2 separate regions of the Homo sapiens genome follow, and region 1 is linked to region 2. A link is a loop called in an ENCODE intact Hi-C map of the cell type or tissue named here. Cell type or tissue: dorsolateral prefrontal cortex. All regions are shown on one strand. Links, peaks and the distances in the headings refer to the core of each region. The heading gives the core; the rest is flanking DNA. Region 1 has its middle 130 kb from the start of CTNNA2-AS1. Region 2 overlaps CTNNA2 (catenin alpha 2).

Evidence for each region. A loop is a pair of places that touch in the nucleus more often than their neighbours do. Peaks named below come from ENCODE experiments on the same cell type or tissue, not always from the same donor. Only the 100,000 strongest peaks of a DNase experiment are listed, where the experiment ranks them.
Region 1: a loop joins it to region 2, with 4 times the contacts of the local background. A loop is called at or near these places in 1 of 110 quality-filtered maps.

What each region holds. Positions count from the first base shown.
Region 1 is chr2:79,362,795-79,374,802 of GRCh38, forward strand. It overlaps a transcript of CTNNA2 not described here. Among named protein-coding and RNA genes, the nearest start is that of CTNNA2-AS1, 130 kb to the right of the region's middle. In dorsolateral prefrontal cortex, for the core only: a CTCF peak has its summit at 6,515; a DNase peak (open chromatin) is centred at 6,567; H3K4me3 peaks cover 680 bases; H3K27ac peaks cover 4,628 bases.
Region 2 is chr2:79,853,426-79,865,433 of GRCh38, forward strand. CTNNA2 (catenin alpha 2) reads left to right here. Exons shown (of 19, transcript NM_001282597.3): 4 at 4,588-4,754. Among named protein-coding and RNA genes, the nearest start is that of MIR8080, 7.2 kb to the right of the region's middle. In dorsolateral prefrontal cortex, for the core only: CTCF peaks have their summits at 7,328 (motif pointing left) and 7,530; no DNase peak of the experiment used is centred there.

The DNA.
Region 1 (12,008 bases), core at 3,471-8,470, 490 kb before region 2:
GATGACACAGAGCATAGCCTCCAGCTGACCCACAGTGGGCAATAACTTAGTTTGGAGGAGAAGTAAACATTTTTGTTTCAAGCCGCAGAGACTGGGGACTATTTGTTACCAAAGCATTAGTTAGCCTATCCTAACAGATAGGAGACAAAGGCAATGTGATGAAAAAACAGAGTAGAATTTGTTAATGACACAGTCTTGGGCATCAGACAAATATAAGTTCTAACCTCTATCACTTCCTAGCTGTGTGGTCTTGGGACTGTTACTTAACTCCTCTGTGTTAACTTACTTCAGGCTTCTATGACAAAATGCCACAGGCTAGGTGGCTTAAACAACAGAAACTTATTTTCTCACAGTTCTGGTGGCTAGAAGTCCATCATCTAAGTTACAGATGACTCAGTTTCTAGTGAGGACTTCCTTCTTGGCTTACAGAGAGCTGCTTTCTCACTGTGTCCTCACAAGGTAGAGAGAGAACAAGCTCTCTACTGTCTATTTTTTGAGGACACTAATCCCATTGGATCAGGGCCCCACACTTATAATTGCATTTTATTTAATTACTGCCTTATTCTAAATACAGCCACACTGGGGCTAAAAGCATCAACATGGATTTTTAAAAGGACACATACACTCAGTCCATAAAACCCTCTCAGTCACATTTCCTCATTGGTTGTTTTGAGAAATAATTTAACGTATGTAAAGTGCTTGGTCTAGTATCTGTCTCTTTGTAGGTATTTATTACATTTAACTTTATTTTCTATAACCTTCCCCCAGCAAAAAAAAAAAAATCTCATCATATAATATAGAAAACTGAACCCTCTTATATTGTATATAATCAGCTATCACTGAAGTGTCCCGTCTGACACTTGGTTAGGGACCATCTCTGAAACAAGAGTTTTCCTTTGCTGCTCTTAATGCCCTAGGGCCAAGGTCCCTAGATTACTATTCACTTTTGTACTCTATATAAGCCAAGTCATTACAGGCCCGAGGAGCAAACGAATTATACAGCACAGTGTTACCACTAAATCAACACCGTCCAAGAAGCAGTCCAGGACAGGCAATCACTCTCCTTGGGCCAGGCTAGTATGCAAATGAAAGGCAGAGAAGCAGGTCAAAGAGGATTGAATGTTACTGAGAAAGTCATTGAAAATAGCTAACTCCTGATTGGTAAAGCTCCTGGAACAGAGTTTCAATCCTTAATGTGACTTTGAGCTGGAGAAAAGGCATTACATCTAAAGGTACCCTTAACATGCATGGGGCACCACACTGCCATAGCAAATCATGTGTATTAAAGTCTTTCACAGTGTCAGGTCTTGGAGGAAAAAAATTGCCAGCAAGCAATTTTCAGGCTAGGCAAATGAGCTAAGTTGATTGTCAATAAAGGAGGATAAATAGAATACACTTAACTTATCCTCTGCCAAGAAAATTAGGACCAAAACTTCACCAAGACAAGTATTTGTGAAGGTTCATAACTGTGTGTCCACTTGGGGTTATAGAATGACTTACAAGATGTTGATTTCTTCCCCAGTGTATATTCAATGAGCAGCAACAAACTTCTCATATGTTTAAGTTCATACAGATCCACTGTCACTATAGGGCCAGTCTTATACTTAGGAGATCCACAAATATGTTGTGATTTATAGGGTTCTGCGAAAATCTACTCTTTCAGAATACAGTTTATCTTTTGCTAACTAGCATGTTGTTGGGTTTTGAAATTCTGTGGATAAAATATTATTCTCTTCACCTTTGACGAGAATAATACATTAAACAAAACCAGCATCTTGATGGGAATTTGGGTCATCTTTTGTACAGAAGCTGGAGAGTTCTTGACTGCTTTAGGTTGAATAAAGTCTAAAGTAAAAATTTCAAAAATTTCAAAGACAATCTTATCTAGGCTTCACTGAAGCCTAGAGAAGACCCAGAGAAAATGTAGCCTCATTCTCCATCAACTGTACTTTTATGTCAAAAGTAGATTTCTCATGTTAACTAAAGACTGAATTCTTTGTAAAAAGGGGTAAGGGGTAATTGTTTAGGAAGAGGAGGAATATGCAGAAACTATTTCTTAACTTTTATTTAAATTTTGTATATTTTTTGTTTCTTTGCTTACAAAACATACATCACTCTTCATAATTATCCCAGCAGCATCTTGAATCTTATGTGGGATTTATATTTTAGCATTCCTTGGTATGTGTAAAATATTTGAATAGGCTGGGCACAGTGGCTTATGCCTGTAATTCAATACTTTGGGAGGTGAGGTGGGTGGATCACCTGAGGTCAGGAGTTTGAGACCAGCCTGGCCAACATGCTGAAACCCCGCCTCTACTAAAAATACAAAAAAATTAGCTGAGCATGGTGGCGGGTGCCTGTAGTCCCAGCTACTCAGGAGACTGAGGCAGGAGAATTGCTCGAACCCAGGAGGCAGAGGTTGCAGTGAGTCGAGATCATGTCACTGCACTCCAGCCTGGGCAACAGAGCGAGACTCCATCTCAAAAATAAAAAAAAAAAGAATAAATTAAACCTGCAAATGAGAATTCAGAAAGTGACAAGATAATAGCCAAGGGTGGTGTCTCACACCTGTAATCCCAGCACTCTGGGAGGCCAAGGCAGGAGGATTGCTTGAGCCCAGGAGTTTGAAACCAGCCAAAGCAACATAGTGGGAACTCCATCTCTACAAATTTTTTTTTTAAATTAGCCAGGTGTGGTGGTGCATGCCTGTAGTCATAGCTACTCAGGAGTCTGAGGCAGGAGGATGGCCCAAGCCCAGGAGTTTCAGACTGTGGTGAGCTATGATGGCACCTGCATCTCAGCCTGAGTCACAAAGTGAGGCCCTGTCTAAAAAAAAAAAAGGAGAAAAAGGAAAAAAAAAAAAGGGAAGTGGGGGGGACATGACAAGATGATTCCAGGTTTTTTGTTTTTTGTTTTTTTGTTTTATGATTAGAGACGAGAAGGAAAATATGAATGTGACTCCTTCTTTGTGGTTCTTTCAGCCGCAGCAACTTTGCTTTGTACACTCTGTCTCCTGCCAAGAGAGCCCAGGGAAGGTAATGTCTCCTGGATCGTATGAAATGTTTCTGTAACGGTCACTGTAACTCACACCTTGATTTTTACCAGGTCGCTGGCAAGTGCGATGGATTGTAATTGCTGCACATTCATGAGGGCTTCTCAAGGTTACCCGGTGAGGGTTAATGTTCAGTTCATCCACCAGACTTATGAGGCGGAAGAGAAAATCTCTATTAGTTATTCTGCAGCATTAACAAAAAATTAGAGAACATAGTCTGTGCTCTTAAAAGAAGCCTCGTTGTTCTCTGCTAAAAGGCAAGAGATCACACACAGTAGGTCATGAGTGTGTGTCACGTGCAGGGCTAAGGAGGAGCTTCCCTTTGATAATGAAACAAACATTTAGCTTACCTAAGAGCTATGCAGAGTGAGGACAAGATGTGTCATCTGCAAAACAAAAATAAATAAATAAAGGCAGATTTCTAAAAGGCACACATCATTCAGAATTAAATTAATTCAATTAATTATGATGTTTTCATACAAGTGGAACACAGGCCGGCTAGGAACAAAGATTTTTCTTCCTTATATTAGGAACAATGACCTATTTTTCTGTGTTTGTGGGGCCTGTTTGGTGTGGGTTGTTTTTTCCTAATTATGTTCTCTTTTTGAGTTTTTCCCTGCCAGGGCACAGTGAATACCAAAAGAAGAATAAGACGGAGAGCTATTCCTCAGTGAAGCAGAGTTTACAACCCTTGTTCATTTTGGCCAAAGGCCAGCTGACTCTAGTTTACCTAACTTTTAGAGAGTTTCAGAAAAAAAAATGGAAGTAATATCCTGCCTTTGAGTATGGAGACAAAATTCTAATATCATAAGAGAGTTATCAGAGGTTAAGGCAGTTAGAAGGGTTCATTCATTCAACATTCAACACAAACTGTGAACACCTAACATTTGCCATGTACAAAGAAGGACGTTCTGCCTTGGACTAACATCCATTCCTGTGAGGGAAGAGAAGCAGCAGGTATTTTCATACTATATAAAATGTATAGTATATCAGATATAATTACTGTGAGAATAAGAAAAAGTGTTGGGTGAGTGGAAAGTGCTATTTAATATAAAGGGTGGTATGGGACGGTCTCACTGAGACATTTAAACAGAAAGATCTTGTTATTGAACAAAAGGTTTCTGTCCTCCCCAAATTCATATGTTTAAACCCTAATCTCCAATGTATGTGATGGTATTTGGAGATGGAGCCTTTGAGAGTTAATTAGGGTTACATTAGGTCATAAGGGTAGAGCCCTCATGATAGGGTTAGAGGGCTTATAAGAAGAGGAAGAGAGAGATCCTTTCTCATTCACTCTACTCCCGTGCATCACAGAAAGTCCATGTGGGGATACAGCAAGAAGGAGGCTGGCCATCCAAAAGCCAGGAAAAGGGCCCTTACCAGGAACTGAATCAGCTAGCACCTTAATCTTGGACTTTTAGCCTCCAGAGCTGTTAGAAAATACATTTCGGTTAAGCCAGCCAGTCTGCAATATTTTGTTATAGTAGTCCTAGCAGACTAAGATAGGCCTGAAGGAGGTGAGAGAAAAGAACACGCAAATAAGGGGAAAGCATCTCTGGCAGGGAAATTGAAAGTGCAAAGGCCCTAAGATGGCAGTATGTCCCATTTTCAAGGGACAGCAGGGAGGTCAGTGGGACTGGAGCCAGGTAAGCAATGGGTAGAGAAGTAGGAGATGATTTAGAAAGCTAATGGGGGAGGGAGATTTTATGAAGCCTTCTAGACCACTGTAGAACTGCAGCAGAAGAGTTTGTGGTCTGACTTTCTTAACTGCTGAGTTGAGAACCAACTAGAGGGGAGAAAAGGGCACATCAAGAACTCTTAGATGACTGCTTTCATCCAGGCAAGAGATGGGCTTTAGAGATGGAGACACCAGGTTGGCATTTACTCTGGCAATTAGAAATTATGGGCTATGAGGCATTAGTAAAAATGAGTAACTGATATTAGGCAGTTTCTAAGGGCCAGATCCAGGGCTAAGCAATTTACATGGATTATCTCAATTACTCTGGTGAGAGAGGTACCATTATTATAATCTGCAGTCTATAGATAAGGAATGTTCTGTATCTTCATTTCTTTATATACTAGAGAAAATAGTACTACCTACCTTACAGAGGTGTGGTAAAGATGAAATGCAATACTCCATGTAAATCACTTAGCTCAGTACCTGACACAGGGTATAAGCTCAATAAAAGATGACAATGGTTATCATTTTGTGATTTCATTAGGATAGATAAAATTTTGTCCACAAACTACCTACCTGTGGACATAGAAGACTGAAAAAGTCAGTACTCTTCATCATGCACTTACCTCAGTTTCAAATCAAGAGAAAGAATTAACACAAATCTGAGAAGCAGACTTTCTATATTTAACGTAAGACTCCTTTTGACAAATCTTTCTATGGTCTTTGCCTAGAGCAACTAGCACTTCCCTCTATCTGCACTGGCATTTTTCTCCTATTCTTGTTTCCTTGTCAGAGCTGTTCCTTTCCAATCCTGGCACAATGTTTCTTACTCTTCTGGGCTAAATTTCATGGTTCTCCCACACTTCTTAGAATTCCCTTCTGCAATAAAGCCTTCCCACAGTGTCACCACATCCTGTCCTGGACATCTTCCCGGCATTTCACCATGTAGCTACTCCATAGCTGGACGTTGTGCGGATTTCCTCTTTTTCAATGTTATCTGATTATTTCATTTGGAGTGGGCTCCATATTCTTGTAGACAACACTGATGCTTCCCCCGAACCACCATGGGCTCTCTGAACCTGGAAATGGAAAGACATCTTTGACATTTCCTCCATGAGACACATGACAGGCTTATTAGAGTGGGAGGTGGCACACACACAGCGCTGCCAGGAATTAAACGCTACACCCTTCCCTTTACCCTGAAATGGAGCATCCTACTGGGTCACTCAAGGTGATATGTATAGGCAACTTAGAGAAACACTCCATTAACAATGAAATTAAAGCTTTTTATCCAGTCACTTGTGTCCCTGGGTATCACACTTTATCACTTTGTTTAGATAAAGCTTTATTGGTCTAAGAGCAAAACTAGGTTTTGTTGTTGTTGTCGTTGTTATTGTTGTTTTCCCTAAAAGGCCTGGATGATGCTGCCGCTTGAAGAAGAAAATCTTTCTCCTGCCAGAGTCCTGCTTAACCTTAGCTGGGGGAGGTGATCTTTAACACTAACTATTAAAGTTTGAGCCCAGAGACTGGTGCTAATTCACCCTGACCAACCTCTCACACAGCCACAGAATTCTCCCCTGCACACCAGGGCACCACCACTGGGAGCTGTTGGCAATAAGGGAGTGGAGAAGGTAGAATGTGAGAGGCCCTCAGTCATCCACTCCTCTAGTCAGTAGCCTTCCACTCATAAATGGATAAAAACAAGAGCCATTTTTAGATTCAGCATTTCCTGGGGAGAACAATTCCAGCCCCAAACTTCAGATGTCAGCAGAGAACAGTGTGGGCTCTTTATGTTCCTCAAGAACATGCACACTGAGCTTCCCCCGCAGCCCCCGAGCACTGCCAGCTGCTGCTGCTGCGATCCCAGTGTCTGAGTTTGTGACTCGCCGGGAGATTGTCTGTTCCTGCTGCTTCCAATATCGTCTTGGCCTTTATGAAGGCACATGCACACGACTGTAGCGGCACCCCTGTCTCCGGCCCATTGTGGACATGACTGCTCTTCCAGTGTGGCTCCCCTGTGACAGGCACCTGCTCAGCAACCTACAGAAGCTCCCCCAGGTAGGTATCAATGCCCTAAATTTCCTTTCAAGCCTTCAAGGCTCACCCAACATAAATATCGCACACTCCTTGAAGAGCAACTTCTACTTTCATCAGATAACACTGATCTACTTTCCTCCTAACACTCCTTACACCTGCCTCCACCCTTTGCCCATATTGCTCCCATTTACCTCCACTGGGAGTATCTTCCCTTTACAACTTATTTAAATTCTGTCCAACGTTCAAGACACAGCTTAAGTCCCACCTCCCCTGAACACCTCTGGGATCACTTCAGTCCTCAGGGTTATTACAGTTATAATTGCTAGCGTGTAATTTCACAATTAATTTTCTTCTCCCTGTTTTGTGTGTTTGCATATTATCTACAAGGTTGTAAGATACTTGAGAAAAAGATCCAGATATTTTACTACTGTCAATCTAATTCTGGCGAAGAGGAGGTGCTCAACTTTATGAAGCTACAACTGGGCCAATGCCTTGTAGAATGTTAAATAGAGGACAAGATTTTGACCTCAGTATCAGAGCATACAAAGATAATCTGACACTCCCTCTCATAATCCCTGTGAAAGTCCACATTCTCTACACAGAGAGAAAGGATTAGGCTCTCTGGTTTTGTTTGCTATAATCTTAGAATAATTCTAACCCTGCACTGAGCAAGGACAAATTACTCAACTTTCAAAATTGAAAGATCACTCAGAAATTATGTAACACAAAGGCAGAGAAGAAACTTGAAGCCCAAAGAAGTGAAGTTTCCTGCCCCAAACCACAGAGTGGATGAATGATAGAACTAGGAACAAACCCTAAAGCTTTTGAAATCCCAGCCAAAACTCCTGAGTGAATATTTGCAGGTTGCCCTCCTTCATTTTCTTTAGAGTCTGGATGTTAGCAATAGAAAATCATTGGAAAAATACTTTCTGAGTGCTTTCTCTGCCTCTAGCTCTATGCTAGGGCATGTGGGCTACGAAGAAAAGGAAATAAAAATAAAATGAACCTATCTTTGCACTCAGGACTCCTGAACTCCCTGTATTATTTTTTAAAGCAATGATCTTAACTTTTTTTTTTTTCTGAGGCATAGAACCCACTGAGAATATAATTAAAATTAAGGCTTAGGGAAGTGCATGTATGCACAAACCAACAAAACACTGTGCTTCATTTTAGAGTTTTGCTGAGCTCTCATACCTCCAGGTTATAGTCTCTTTCTGAAATCTTCAAAAATAGAGTCATGGTTTTATAATTTACAGAGTCCAGATGTAGTCCTCGCCTTTTTCTCCACCCTTTTGAGTGACTGGTGGGAAGGCAGCAATCACAGCTTCATCTCTTCCCTAAATAAATAAGCACTTCCCTGAGTGCCTCAACTCCATTGCTCCAGATGTCACACTGGATGAATGGCTCATTTAGGGCTCAGCAGGACCCAGGTCATGCACTGAGCTGATCAGCTTTTCTGTGTCCTGCCCTTGCCACTCAGAGAAGTTTCTCTGCCACTCTGCCTGCTTGGAAAATCCACACTCCCCTTAGGAGGCCTGGAAGCCGAATAACTTCTAGCATGGTTCTGGCAAGCCTGGGGAAGAGGGGAGGGGTCTGGTGCCTTCTCTTGGGACTTTTATTAGACAATACTGGTGAAAGGCCCACGGGGTGTTTTAAGTGGTGGCTCTGGCATAAAAGATGCGATGGAAGGAGCACTTCTCTCAGAAGCCATATATCATGAGGCTTCTCCAGACAGGAGAAGGTGGGAAACAGATGGAGACGAGCAGGCAAATGCACCGCAGGGACACAGCTTGAGTGGGAGGGTGTGAGGAGGCAACTGAAGCTATCAGCAGCAGCAGACAGAGGGAAAAGACTCACGATGTGGAACCGACATATGGAAAGTCGGAGTGGGAAACAGAAGACAGGACCCAACAGCAAGAGACTCATTCTCACAACATGTAGAACCAAGAGATGAACCAGGCTCCTTCTCTGGCAGACAAAAGAAACTCCGTCACTGCTAAAGACTTATTTCTGCACCCAAGAAAATGAGTTGGCCTGAGAAAGGTTAGGGTAGGAATTCCCTACCCTACTTTGCAGGAGGAACATGGTTAAAAATTCTAGGTCTTCCTAGAGTGAACTACAGTCCCAGATTGCCTGGAACTATCCCAGTTTTATGGCTAAAAGTTCTAGAATAATTTCCTATCAGTCCTGGGCAAAGTAGGTCAACTGGTCACTCTATGACACCCTTAATGATTCTGATCCTTTAGTTTTCAATGAAACCCGGAAATCTGCAGCACTACCCAGGACTCCTGGTGATCCTGGTGCTAGGGAATAGGGAGGTTGCTCCACTGGGGACACTTATAAGCACTGTACATTTAATCCCCGGTATAACTTGTCAAGATGATCTGGAAGAAGAAAGAATAAAAAAGGAAGAAAAGCAGAAAGAGTTGATGGCTTCTGAAAACTCTAAAACAGCCATTCTCCACCTTTTGAATCCCATGGGAAGCTTTGAAAACCATGGATACCTGGGCCCTTGCCTGGACAATTACATCAGGTTCTCCGGGGTGAACCTGAGGTGAGGCCTCAGCAGTGGCACAAGTGAGAATCATTGTTCTGGGATTCCTGATTTCCTGACTGATGGCATCTGGTGGCAGGCAGGGAGCTATACTGAGTGCCTACACCTGTACAAAATAGCACTGCACCCTAGCTGACAGGAGGAACGAAGTCCCTCTTTCTAAAGTATTATTTTTCCTCCTTGATGTCACTGCCCAGCAAAGAAGCAGTCCCAGGTCATGTTAGAGTTACCTACTCATTTGTATTTAACCCTGCGCTCCAGGAATTACAGAAAATGAGTCTGCAGGAAACGTGTCCAGGTCTTCTCCATTCCCAAGGTAATCATGTGCTCTGTGTATATCCTACTCGAGGTTCTACCATTGAAAGCCAGGCATGTACTTCTTTATTTTCTGTGGCTAATAGAAAGGGGGAAAAGGATTTCTGCAAAAATTGAAAGAAAACTAAAAGATTCCTGTGCAGGAGAGAAGAATCAAAACTGGTGATAGAATATGACAAAGAAGAGAAAAGAAAAGGGGGACAGGGGAGAAGCAACACAAAGGGCTGTTTTTCAGGACAGATCCCTTGAATCAATACCTCCCCAGAATACAAAGACATTCAACGGTTAAAAACCAGAGATCGACAAGAACAGTTATTCTGCACCAAATGAAAGGATATACGGTATGGCATTGATTATACCCAAAGGCTATAAGGCAATTGAACGTTAATTGGCAGAGGCCTACCAAAGGTATACAATCTTGAAGGACCTATCAGGAAAAAAGAGAAGTTGCTAAAACTTTTTAAACCTGGACTTCCTTTCCAATTCCATGGTTTCTTCAGAAGACAAACAACTCCCCAGGTTTTACAACTGGGAAATATAGCTCCCTACAAATGGACAGCAGCATAGTATAGGAACCTAATAAAAGATAATAAGGTGAATAAAAAGGGTGGTATAATCCTTGGCAAAATGTATAGCAATATGAAAATTTTTGTAATAAATTGTTATAATGGTTTGCGTTGTGAATTAGAATAGCAAATACTTTGTTACAGAGTACTTACATTTTATTTTTTAGCTATCACAGCTCAAAACTAAATGTAGACGTGTGACTCTATGATACCTTCTGGCTAAAGATTGCATCTTTATCATCAGAGCAATATATATCAGGTTGATTTATTAACACTCTATCTCCAATTGGCTCTATGCAATGTGCAGACAAATAAACACGTAAATGAATAAGTAAAATATTTTTAAAGTATTCCTGCCCTCTAGAACCTTATACTCCCTGATAATTATTCTTACTGAAACATACAGAATACTATTAAACGTAGTGATTCATACCTGCAGAAGAAAAATATGCCCTTTTCTGTAACAGGAGAATGCCTGAATAATGATAGCACTGAAATTGATGCCATCATTATCAGCTTGCATTTTTCAAGCACTCAGTCAGTGCAGGGCAAAGAACTGCAGAAGGGACTACAAACAGGGATAAAAAGCAGGCTCTGCCCTAAATGAGCCCACAGCCTGGATGGAGGGAGAGGAGGGAAACATACACAAAAAAACGGTAACTCCCTGGAAGCATTTTTTTAAATACCCAGTGAGTTACACAGACCTTAAATGGTGTTGGATGGCAGTGCAATCACAAGCTTTTACATGTGCTTTATGGTGTCTAATCACATTCATTATCATATTTAATTCTCACAATAACCTGTTGATATGAGTGTTAAATCTCCATCTTACAGATAAGAAAATTGAGACTCAGAGCATTTAAGCAGCCAGCCTGGAGTCACAGAGATTTAAGTCTCAGAGCCAGCACTCAGGATGAGTGCCAATGGAAGCCTGTCCTTGGAGTCCAGAATGAACGTCAGAAGCAACCCAGCCACAGCAGGAGACTGTCCATGAATGTCATCTGGCTGAACCTAAAGGCAAGACCTTTTTAACTTATCTCATTCAAGCTTATTCTTCGTACTCTTTCACTAATTCCAATTAAGAATATTTCATGCTCATGATAGGATTTGCCATTTTTCCCACTTGCCAAGTCCCTGATTATTCATCATCATCACCAGCAACAACAGCAGCAGCAGCAGCAGCAGAAATAGAGAATTACTTGTTCAAGTAGTAAAACCTTCTGTGGAAGTCTAGTGCATAACAATGCATACCTTCCCCTGTCTCTAACCCTCTTGTTTTCTAAAATTAACATCTCTGAGATATAGAAAGACATGCAAAGGGGCATGGATCTGGTATTTTAGCTGCTACAAAATAAGCACAAATACAATAATGGGGCGACTTCATACTTAACTTTTGTCATTATAAAATCTAAGACTGATTCATGGACTGACATGCAGGAAGAAATAAAATTCTTTATCTCCTTCCAGGGGAGAAGGGTTTCTCAGTTTCCTGGGAATAAGCATCATTAGAGTAATATATATATATTTTTCTATTGTGCTTCTTCGGTTTTACATTTAGTCAACATTCTCTATTATTCTGAGCAATAGACTCTTCTGAAATTTTCATTTCTGTAGATGATGTATATTTTTTATCTTTTTTCTGTGTCTTCATTGATATTTTAGTGGAAATTTGGGAGATGATGTATCAGCAGCAACTAGCCAAGCACCATTTTAAACTAAAATCCGATGGAAATTTAATTTGATTGCACTACAAATGTTAACTCCATGAGATTTTTTTTCCTCCCATCAAGTGTGTCTCTCCTTCCC
Region 2 (12,008 bases), core at 4,358-9,357:
TTCACCCAGCACTCTTTGAATCTTGCTTTTCACCACACATTTTTCCTTGCTTCTCACAGTTTTTCAGCAGTTCAGTTGTCAAGCATTTAGAGTGCTGACCTTACACGCAGGCCCCTCCTTCAAGGAAAGAGCCACAGGATATTTGTGCCATTTTGGTTCATGACCTGATTCCTACCTGATGTTTTTGTTCCTAAAACTCTGCCTTCCACATGCCATACTTTTCTTTTTTCCTTTTATTATTTTTCTTTTTTTTTTTTTTTGAGATGGAATTTCACTCTTGTTGCCCATGTTGGAGGGCAATGGCGTGATCTTGGCTCACCGCAACATTCACCTCCCGGGTTCAAGTGATTCTCCTGCCTCAGCCTCCTGAGTAGCTGGGATTACAGGCATGTGCCACCATGCCTGGCTAATTTTGCATTTTTAGAAGAGATGGGATTTCTCCATGTTGGTCAGGCTGGTCTTGAACTCCCGACCTCAGGTGATCCACCCGCCTTTGCCTTCCAAAGTGCTGGGATTACAGGTGTGAGCCACCGCGCCCAGCCCATGCCATCCTTTTCTTGTGTTTATTATTACTGGCATGCATCATTCCACATTTGAATTGATCTTACCTCAAGCTGATGCACAATTATGTATTCATCCCAGTGCTTTCAGGGTAGCCTAGGAACCAGAATAAGCACTGATTTAAAAGCAGAGCACCATTTTTTTTTTATATATATTCTATCTTCAAACAATAAGTACTTTTATTGAGCATATGTTGTCTTGCTTCTAAGGAAGAAACACAAGAAGTGAAACCAACCAAAATATACACTTTTAAACCTGTAACCAGGAGATCACCAACTCTTCTTACTGCATTTTGGATGCTTGAAGTGGTTGTGATAGTAGTGGTATTAATGAATAATGATCACCCGTTATGGGTAAGGCCCCATGTTGGGTGCTTTGAATGCATCGTCTCTAATTTTAACTCTCATGGCAGTCTGTGAGGCAGCTGTCATTATTTTCCCTGTCATTTTACAGTTGACTGGACTGAAATACAAAGGTTGAATAAGCACTAGCTCACATATTTGGTAATAGTTGGGGTGGAGTCGAGATCTGAACCCAGGTCAATGTGACTTTGTTTATCCTTTTTCATCCATGAGTTAATACATGTAAAGCTTTTAGAACAATACTTATATAATAAGCCTTTATATAGAAGCACTACATACATGTTAAAATTGTTATTTTCCGTTGGTCCCTTATTTGGTAATGTTAATTTTTCTTCTTTTCAGCAGGTTGTAGTGGCTAGAGGACATCAAAGGCTTTACCGTGGAAATGTTGCTCTGAGTTAGGTCTATAATCAAGTACATGAGATTGAACAAGAATGTATATAAAAGAAGCAGGCAGATCTCTTGTACCCTCTCTTCACTGCCCCATTTCCCTCTTACACATGCATACTATTTCTTAGCGAAATATTTCAATCTTATAGAAAAAGCACTTTTCTCTACATTCCTGGGAAAGTAGCTAATTTTATCCTGATAAACTTGCTTATCAGTTTGCTTCAGTAATCTTAAAGCTGCAGGGACTAAGACCTATTAAAATTATAGCTGATTTGAGGTTGCCTTTCCTTTGGAATCCTTATCAACATGAAATCACTTGTATCTGCTTAAAATGAGCTTTTAGTTTAATTTGCTTTGAATGAAATCATCTTCTATTTATCTTAGAATAATCTCAGAATTTAGTGTGAGTTTTCCATCCAGAAAGGCAGATGGCATTTTCTAATGTGGGTCTCTCTCTCTCTCTGTCTTTCTCTTTCTTTCTCTCTCTCTCTGTCTGTCTCTTCCCTGTCTCCCTCTCACGGACATCTGCTGAGCCACTCTTGGGGTGCCTGCCGTGGGCCCCAGGTTGATTAGCTCCACCTAAGATCTCTGCACTGACACGTGTCACCCATCGGCTTTGAAGCAGTAGTGCTGACCAGATGGTTGGCATCTGCATGAAATGCCAGTACACTTCTGCCAGATGCCCGATGGTGCCGCTAAGACAGATGGAAGGAGTCGTTCTAGGCCCTCCAGAGCCCCTCGTTCTGGCAAGACCTGTCTTCTGGAATGATGTTGGTTCATTCCGAATGTTCAATCTCAACTTGAAAATATATTGGATTAGGCATGGTTCTTCAAGTAGTGCACAAGCTCCACCTGCAGGGAAGGGGTGTGACTGCCCTCTCCTCCTGGGGATCTCTGTTCTGCCAATAGCCCTACCTGAGTGACCTACTTTTAACCATGCTAGGGCTCATACCGATTTCACCTGCAGGAACTGGGATCAACCATGTAGCTACCTGGGTTCGTGTGCAGAATAAATCCCCCTTTCCCTTGAATAAGTGGATCTATTTCAACAGTAGCTGACTTACCTATTAATATCTTACACAAATTTGTCTAGCTCTACTTGTGGCACTTTTGTCAATAGTTTGTTGGATTTACCTTGGTGTATAATGTTCTTTCTACTTGCACTGTATAAAGTAGGGAAAAGGTGGCTTTCTTTCTCCCACCACACAGATATTTGCCAATGACTTTTTTTATTTGTGAGGAGGAGAGGCAAGAGGAGGAGATGTATGTAACCCTGTGGCAAGGGTAGGACACTTGGATTGAGCTCTAGGACCATACATCTTGAAAATTCATCATTGTGCCACTAGAGTAGTGAATTTTTAAGTTTCTCCCATGCTGTTGTTATATATCAAGCTATTTGTGTGTGCCTAGGCAAAAAGGCTAAGCTGGTTAGCAATATAAAATGCTTATTGTAGATGGTAGCCTCTTTTAAAAATCCAACAGTGCAATATATTTCCTTACACACCCACATTCCCGAGTATAAAAAGTATCACTGTGAGGGTTTAAATAACTACCACACTAGCTGAGAGAATTACTTTATATTCTGATCGGCCTATAAAATGGTAAGAGGTGTTTTTTATTTTTTCTTATGACTAGGACTAATTACAGGATGCACAGACTTTCCATGCTATCATTGGCTTCATTTAAATGAGCTAGATTTTGCTTAGTAGGTGAGTAGTAATCATTACTACAAAAATTGAATAAATTGTTTGATCTTGAGTTAAAAAATCTGTCATATTAACTGTACTCTTCAAGTTTATTGAAGCTTTTATACCCCTGTGTACACTCTGCTATATGAAGCTCCATTTATGGTTTCTCACAGTTTTCACTCCCCAAAGTGGATATCCACCCACTGATTTGGTTATCAGTCTCAATCCTTGTTAATTATCTCTTTGTTTCCCATTCCTGGGTCCCTTGATGCAAATATATACCTGACTCTTGTATCGTGTCAGCCCTCATCGTCAGCTTGAACCTTTTGTCTGGTCTTCACATCTAGTCAGCCCTTAGATCGGTTGGTTGTGTCACACAGATGCATTTTATACTCCCTCTCCCATCTCCTTGGTCCAGGCTCTCACCACTGCTCTCTCAGACTAAAACTGCATTTACCCTATTAACTGACTTCTCTGTCCTGGTCTTTTTCCCCTCCAGTTTATTTTATGTAATATGACTAAAATAATCTTCCAAAAATAAAAATCTATTATTGTAACTTCCCACCCTGCTGAGGGTAAAATCCAAACCTCTTACATGGTGTTCTAGGCATTACTGCCTCTCTCCAGCCCCCTTCCTCATGGGTTCTTCCAGAGAACTGCAGGTCTCTGTACTCAGCATGGGGCTCCAGGCTTCAGAGCCCACGAAGTGTTCATGCTGCCTGAGATCCCCTCCCCACCTTTGTTTTCCTGGTGAACACCTCTTTCTTTTTTGCATCCCATTAAAATGGACAGCTTCCCCCCAGTCTCACAATAAATGAGCAAATACCTCTCCCCTCTGTGTTGCCTACTTTCTTAATCTTGTCTCTTATGGCACTTAATTACTGTATTCTGATTATGTGTTGACATACCTGTTTACTCATGAGACTTTGAACTCCTTGTGCCTGGGTATTCTTAGTCAACTTTGTAATGGCAGAGCCTAGTACAGAATCTGACACAAGTGTGTGTTTAGTAAACATTTGTTTAATTGGTTTAGTTCTCTTCTAAATGTTTTCTATATTGGCAAATTGGTTACTAAGAGGATTAGAAGATTGGATCTTGGGTGCCTCTATGATGTGTTCTTGTCTGATTAGCTCAATTAGGAGTACAGTGTTAATGAGGCCAAGGTCTTAACTTTCAATTCCATGTGGAACAATTTGTACCTCGACTGTCAGTAACTTCAATGAGTTGCATGGTAAGTTGCCTGGTATCATTGGTTCCAAGGCAAATGCAGAGAGAGGATGATTAAGCTCAAGGCAAATCCATCTCAACTATTAGACAAATGGAATTAAATATACTCCTTATTGATGTGAAAAGCATGACTTCATACTTCAGTGTGAAATGAGCACCTTGTTTGGTCCACAGCACTTGTCCATGTGCACTGATGTACTTGACTTAAAGGGCTCTTTGCTGCAATAGAGGTGGCAGAAATACCACCTGGTCATCAGAGTTTTGCAATAAAAACAGTAATTGTCCATTCACAGATCTTTAGGATGGCCAGTCTCTAAGCCTCTTGTCTACCCACCTGCCTCTCCGTGTCTGTCTTCCAGGTGAGACGATGCGGATCGCCTCCTCCGAGTTTGCAGATGACCCTTGCTCGTCGGTAAAGCGCGGCACCATGGTACGGGCGGCAAGGGCTTTGCTCTCCGCGGTGACACGCTTACTCATCCTGGCGGACATGGCAGATGTCATGAGACTTTTATCCCATCTGAAAATTGTACGTATGTAGAACTTATCAAAACTTTCTTTATGTGAGTGGCAATCTTGACCGTGTGTATTACAGCTCTGGCCTCTACTCTAGATGTTTCATTGCTCACCAGATCAGTTCATTACCTACCCATGTGGTGCCCACGTCCAATTTTTTCTAATAATAAAATTATATTCAATAATATAGTCAAAGAGTTTTGTAAGACTCACTTGAATTATTATTTTTTTTCCTAAAAACTGAGAGTTTAGATTTCTCCTTACTTCCTGGAATGTGTAACAGTACATTCTTTTAGTCTACAGAGCCTGGACAGGGTGGACCTGCCTTTGTTCTATCTCAAGATTCGGAGCAATCTTGGTCCATGTGATAGTTCAGGTTGGGGTCAGCTCTGCTGAGCAGCTGACCACCTGTGCCCACCTTAGTGTGGATTACATGTTGAATATATTTTGCTATCTACTCTAGCCTTGCTCTCCTGTAGATATATGGATTTTGAATCATATATTGGCAATAAAAAGGGGCCCCATCCACAATTCCCGTGGCTAAAGTCAATCTTGTTTCACCAAGCCTGGCATCTAACATACCTGGATTGGTTCTCTGGGTGGGCACATACTTGTCCCACTAACCCATAGAACACCATTCTATGTGCCTTGCTTTTCATGGTTTCTTTTAATTCTTTTGTTTCCTAATAGAGGTGAAGCCCTGTTCTCATCACAAACTTTAATGGAATAGTGATTAAGGCTACCTCCCCAGTCCTTGACTACGGGTCGTTCTTCCATTTTTCTACTTGCTGATTGGTATCTAGTTGCAACAAGGATGGTTCAACACTTTAACAAAGATGATGTAACTTAGCTGCTTGGGAATATGGCCTCTGCTTAGAGAATCCCTACTCCATACCCTCAGTGAAATATGATTCCTGAACAATTGGCACCAACTCTGGACTGATCGCAGGGTACTTAGATGATGAGATGCAAACCACATTTTCCTTTTTGGAGAACCAACCAATTGCTCGCTTGGTTACCCCTGCTGTCCTGGGCATTCCTGGATTATCATGTTTCCTATCAGCCAATCTTCCTGTCTTATTTTCTTTATCAGTGAAAGCAGGTTATGAGGAGGGACCAGGGGAGATAGGAAATGAATAACAAGAGCGTGCTCTCACCTCACCATTGAGCTCAGATTTGTTCAGTAGGAGGAATCATCAAGAAATTACTTAAATCATAACTATTCTCTGTCAAAAAACCTTGGGCAGGATCTTTTACCGAAGGTGGCCCCAATAAAGTAGCCAAGATTTCCAAATTATGTATAAATTCTGGAAAAATATGAAAGGCCTCAAATTCCAACACCTGCAGCCTGAGCTCCGAGGTCATAAACATAAAGGTAGTGTATCTGTTTAGGGCTTCTATACAGGTCCCTGAGCAGCAGGGGACACCAAGAAACTGCTTGGAAGTTTTTTTTATTTTTATTTTTATTTTTTCCTCTCCTCCTTAGGAATGTTTCAGGGAATGGGTTCTGAAAGGCCAGGAAAGGCTCTTGAAATTGGATAAGCTGAGCAATTTGAGGAGAGTCTTTACCTGTTTCAGAGGCTGGTGAAGGGCAGTACAGTACTATAATTAACCATTTAGCTGCTGGAGTCAGAGTAACTGGGTTTCATCTTGGTTTGGTATCTACTTGCCATCTGTCTGGTAACCTACCAGATAAATCTCAGATATCTCATCTGTTAAAGTGGGGCTAATGGCAGTGGAGCCCTCAGGGTGGTGGGGAGGTTTGAATGGGGACGATTCCTGTGGAGCACTTATCCCAGAGAATGGCACAAAGTGAGTGTCCTGTCAGTGGCAGCTGAATAGGGAGTGTAAGATCACTGGAACCACTTGTAGGCTGCCACACTGGCTGCCATTCCTCCAGTCTGTCTCTGTTATATCCATCTTTTCAGTTACACAAAACTTCCTTCTCAAGCATGTTGGAAGAAAGGTTGTGTTATCTTTCCCTTACAGCCTAGTTAGTCTCCGAAGGCGATATTTTTAGATAAGTCTTTCCACAGAAGGACAATCTTCCTTTACCCCAGCAAGGAAATAATACGACTGAACCTAACAAAATTAACCTTACATCTCATATGTCATTGTTTGCTGTGTTGTGGAAGGCCCTGTCAGCAACTGTCAGGGAGTGATGATGGGCTGAATATCCTTGCTGAACTGCCTACACTCCACACTCGAGAAGTGTGATAAATCCAGGGCGATGACGCCATGTGTGGTACCAGTTGCCTCCTGCAGTCCTGCCTCTCATCCCACCTGTTTTGACCAGTGCTGTTGGCTCATCAGATCACAGAAGCCTGCTGTAATGGGGAGTCAATTGCAATCTCTTCTCCACACAGCCGAGTAAGGGAAGTTTTTTTTTTTTTTTTTTTAACGATTTAGCACAAAATCATGGAAAGGTCAACCTGGCAATATTAAGTAGTCCTGTCAGACTGTCAGTAGTAAAATTAAAAATGATTGTAGACTAAATAACACATTTGTTCTACTTAGAGTGCAGTGTCTGTAGCAAACAGCTGTGGTGGAATGTTGCTATCTTGTGGAGCAAGTGAGGAACTACAGTTTCTGGTGCCATCTGGTGTTTTCTCTCATGAACTATTGCCCCTACCCCCTAAAAGACAATACGTCAATAATTCATTGCAAACAAACATAGCACATAGTTCTACTCAGTAGTAGGGAGTATATCAGTTCTTTTGCGCAGAAGCATATCTTCTCAGGACGGATAAAGTAACGTATTGTCTGCAAGCTTCTATTTATTTGTTTTTCTGTAACTCAGGATGAAGAACATGTCAAATAGCTTTACATATTTTGATGAAGCAAGTTAGAAAATATTTACACCTTTCTCAAGGATTTTTTTAAATAAACAATGAGTTTCTTTACCACCTGGATGATAAAACATAGATGAGAAAGAAAAGAGTGACAGTTGCTTTCTAAGAAGAGTAAAGTAGTGACTCTGGTTTTCTAGTTGGGTTCAGATTGAGTAATACCCTGTAGTGAGACTACAGCCTCCTGCTGTGTTAACTGCTACATATCTCTTTTACCTTTAAGTGTTACACATAGTATTCTACTTTTTATCTTTCAGGCCATATGTCAAAATTTTATTTGTGTTCTTTCCAGATGTTAATTTTTCTCATCTCTGAGTAACTCAGAGGAACAAAGAGAGAATTACCTTTTTCCGCAGCAACTTATATTCATGTTTTTTCATCAGCAGTTCGCCAGGTTGATGAAGAATAGTCACTTGAGTAATCACAGGCAAATGTCGTTCAGCCTCTAAAAATGAGTAAAGGATTAGGAGCCCTGCTGAGGTCGTGTGGTTTGGCAGTGTGCAGGTCTTTGCATTTTGCTACTTGATAATTATGTTTAGGAACTTAAATTTATATGGCAACTGAGAAGTTCTTCTCAGATAACACATAGGTATCTTAGTTGCTCAAGTTATGCTACTTGTTCTATCATGCAAGTATTTGTGGTACTTTAATATTGAGTTCTCTTTGAGTATATATTAAAGATTCACATGACTGCAAAAGGTTTTTGCTGCTGCTGTTACTTTAAATTCAGGAGGATAGAGATAGAACAGTGGGTGACTTAGAGTTCTAGTGCCCAGTTAGCACCCAAGTGAGAATTTAATGTTCCTGAGTAAAGCTAAAGTAATCATTTACATTTCAGACACCATTTAAAAATACTGAATTATAATCAATTTTATTGTTGAAGTTGCTGACAAATGATTTCCTAGCCAGATACCTGGAATATCCTGCAATCAGTTCACATTGTCAGTGTGTTAAGTTGATATGTGGCATCCGGAATTTTAAAGGAATCCTGCATGTCAATCAGTGATCATGAAGAGGGACATTTATATTCCCTAGGCTCTGAACTAGTGTAATCAGATTATATTGTCAATTATTAGCATGAGCGATAGCAGGACACATAAACTCATGTAGATGTGTATGTCAGAGGAAACAATCACCTTTCTATCCTCAGGCTAGATCCTGGGATAATAATGTTCTTGATTATTTGATAATTTCTCTCTAGAAAATGGAATAGCAAGATACAAAATAGCAACCCTTAGTCAGCTTCTCCAGAAGTCAAGTTTCCTTAGTGGCTACCAAGGGCCAAATATAGTGCTGCTGTTCTAATGTGGGGGTGGGGGGCATTGATGAGACATGATGATCTTAACATTAACTGTGACTTTGTGAGTTTTGCATCAAACAGCCTCATGCAGCCTCAGTAGTGTATTATTTCTCAAGTCTACTTTTTAGTCCTGAAGTTCTAATGTGGCTCTTGTGTTTGAATAACAGTAGTCAATTGGTATCATAAAATAGCCTTGCCTCTCATTATAACTGCAGAAAATATGGCCCAGGTTTTTAGCATATCTTTTCTGTCATAGCTATCACAGTATTACCTTCATGCAGCTGCATTGTTCATGATTTATTTATTTATTCAGTTATACACTTAAGAACTATTTATTAGGTGCTGACCATATGCAAAACACTGTGCCAAGATGTATTATTTTAAGGGTGAATAAGACTAGGCTCCTGCCTTCAAAACCTTACAGGCTACTGGGGAGACATTAGGACATTAGCATAGAGTGCAATGCATGTTAGGAAAGGGTGCATATTGCTGTAGTCTCACCCAGATGGAAAATATAATTATGATGCTTTCTTTCATAAATAACAGAAAACCTAATTCTACCTAGTTTTTTAAAAAGGGAATATTTTGGCTCACCAAATTAAAAGTCCAGAGGTAATAGCTTCAGGCAAGGCTTGATCAAGGTGCAAAAGCATGACAAAACCAGGTTTTTCTTTCTTTCTCCTCCTTACTGAGGACTCTGTTCTCTGTAGCCCCTGATAGGAGGCCTCATAGTCTCAAAGTGCTTGCCAACCGTTTTGAAGGTTGCATGATCCTAGACTAAAGATAGCACAAAAGAGGAAATTCTCTTTCCTGGTAGCTCAAACAAACAAACAACAAAAAAAAGTTCTACAATCTTATTAGGCACAATTGGCCTCTCAGTCATGTGCATATCTCTGAGTTAATTATTTAGATGGATAACAGAATATGCTAATTTCTTAGTTAACATGGTCAGGACTCCTGCTCTTTGCTCACCCCAAGCTGGAAATGGGATCAGTTTAACCATATTGTATGGCTGCACAATTTAGGACAATAAGAGAAAGGATGATGTGGTTGGGAGAGGGAGGTCTCAAGATTGGGTCTCATTGAACTAAATGAGGTTTGCCTCTCCTCGAACCTATCGCTGGGCCTAGATTCAATAAGTCGGAGTCTCAAGTCCAAGCTGGGGGCTGAAAGTTGGGGATAAGTGGAAAGAGTTGGCCCCATCACAGAGTTGAGGGATGAATCATTCTGTCCAATGATGACAACACAACCACTCAGTCATTTAAACAGGGAACATTTAAATAATTCTTAACACTAATAGCAGTTTGGAATAACAAGGGATTAGCTCATAAGAAATGACAAGAACTCTTAAGGAATATGGGAATGGCAGATATGAGGAGAAGCTGCTACCCCTGGGGCTGGCATAGGGCACTCTAGGGAGGACCCCACCCTACCAGGCCTGAGATCCAGATGTTGTTGGAGGGTGTGGCCTTGGGTCACTTGATGACAAAGGAGTCACTAAGGTGCCACACAATATAATGGAGCTTGCTAGAAATCTGCCCTTTGGATTGTTGAGGAAAGCTGTTCATGGAGGGGTGTCTTGCTGGAGGCATTCTGCTACAGAATTGCACAGCGGGGCATACTGAGGGAAGCTGCTGGCCACCTGGTGCTGGAGAAGCTTCCTCTGCTGCAGGAGCCTGTTGAAGGAGCACACCAGAACCAGGAACCAAACCCTTTCCTCTGGCAGCGTCTATGCAACACCCTCTACTGACAAAGCTTAACATCAGGCCAACTGGGAAAGGAGTAATATTTCAGCGGCCCATCCATATTTTCATAGTGTTAGCAGAAAAGGTGAATTTGGATTTGATAGCCTATGCAGGAAAAGAGCATGTTACTGAAGGAAAATAGGGTTCTATTACCATAAGAAGGGAGATGATAGATTCAGGTCAGGCAACAGATTTTAACTACAGAAAGAGCTTTACGAACCAAGGAAAGAACAAAGGCATGAGATTAAGAGAGGAGTCTTGGAGTGTTTGAAACACCAGTGATTCTATTGTTGGTGCATAGTGGGCAAGGTGGGGAGAGGCAATAACAAAGTTGAACAGAGAGATCCAGGTTATGGACAGTCTTGGATAACATGATAATTAGTTTGCACTCTATATATAGGTTATGGGGAGCCACTGAGTAGTACTAATAATTTGATTCAGATTAGTGATTTAGAAAAATAATTTTGGTAGCAGTGTGGAGAAGGAATTAGAAGAGGAACACATAAAGAGACTGTTGAAATTATCTAGGCCAATGAATGAATGAAAAGCTGGCTAAGACAATGGCAGTGTTTATTGTGAAAAAGAGGTAGATTTTACAGATACTCAGGATATAGAGGCACAGTGAATAGAACTTGGAGACCAATCATATGGGGCAAGGCTTTAGAAACTCACCCTTTCTGAAAAATCAATGCAGCATAGCTCAGAAATTGAGTATGGGCTCTGGAGCAAACTACCTGGGCTCAAATCCAGGCTCCTACACTTACTTGCTGTGAGACTTCTGACAGGTTATACAACTCCTCTCCTCCGATTTCAGTCTCTACCGGATAAGCATAGGGAATAAGAAAACCATCAAATTCAAAGAACTGTTTTTTGGGACTAAATAAGATAGACGTAAGCCATTTAGAACACTATCTTGTATATCAGAAGAACTCAATGACACTGGTGTCATTTTTTTTTGTACAAACTGAAAATAACTTTGGAAATATATAATAAACTAAATTGTTGTGCTTTGTATAACACACTTATACACACATTTGTATAACACACATTGATGCGCTTTAAGCATCAATGACACTAGCATGTAATCATTCTTTGCTTCTGATGAAATCATTTTTTTCTTCCCTTGTTGACAAGGAAAGACACAATTTAATCAAGAAGACCAACTTAACTTTATGGGGCAGAAATATAAAGTATGATAATGCTGAGACACCAATGGCCATACCAGAGTATCTGATTAAATAAGTACAATAGTTAGATGGCGGGTCTTACATGCATTCATTCTTTCATGCATTTGGCCAACTCCTATTTCCAAGATAGTTATTTTTAAATTTCACTGTAAAAGTAGACTGTAACAAGAGATTTACATATGATCC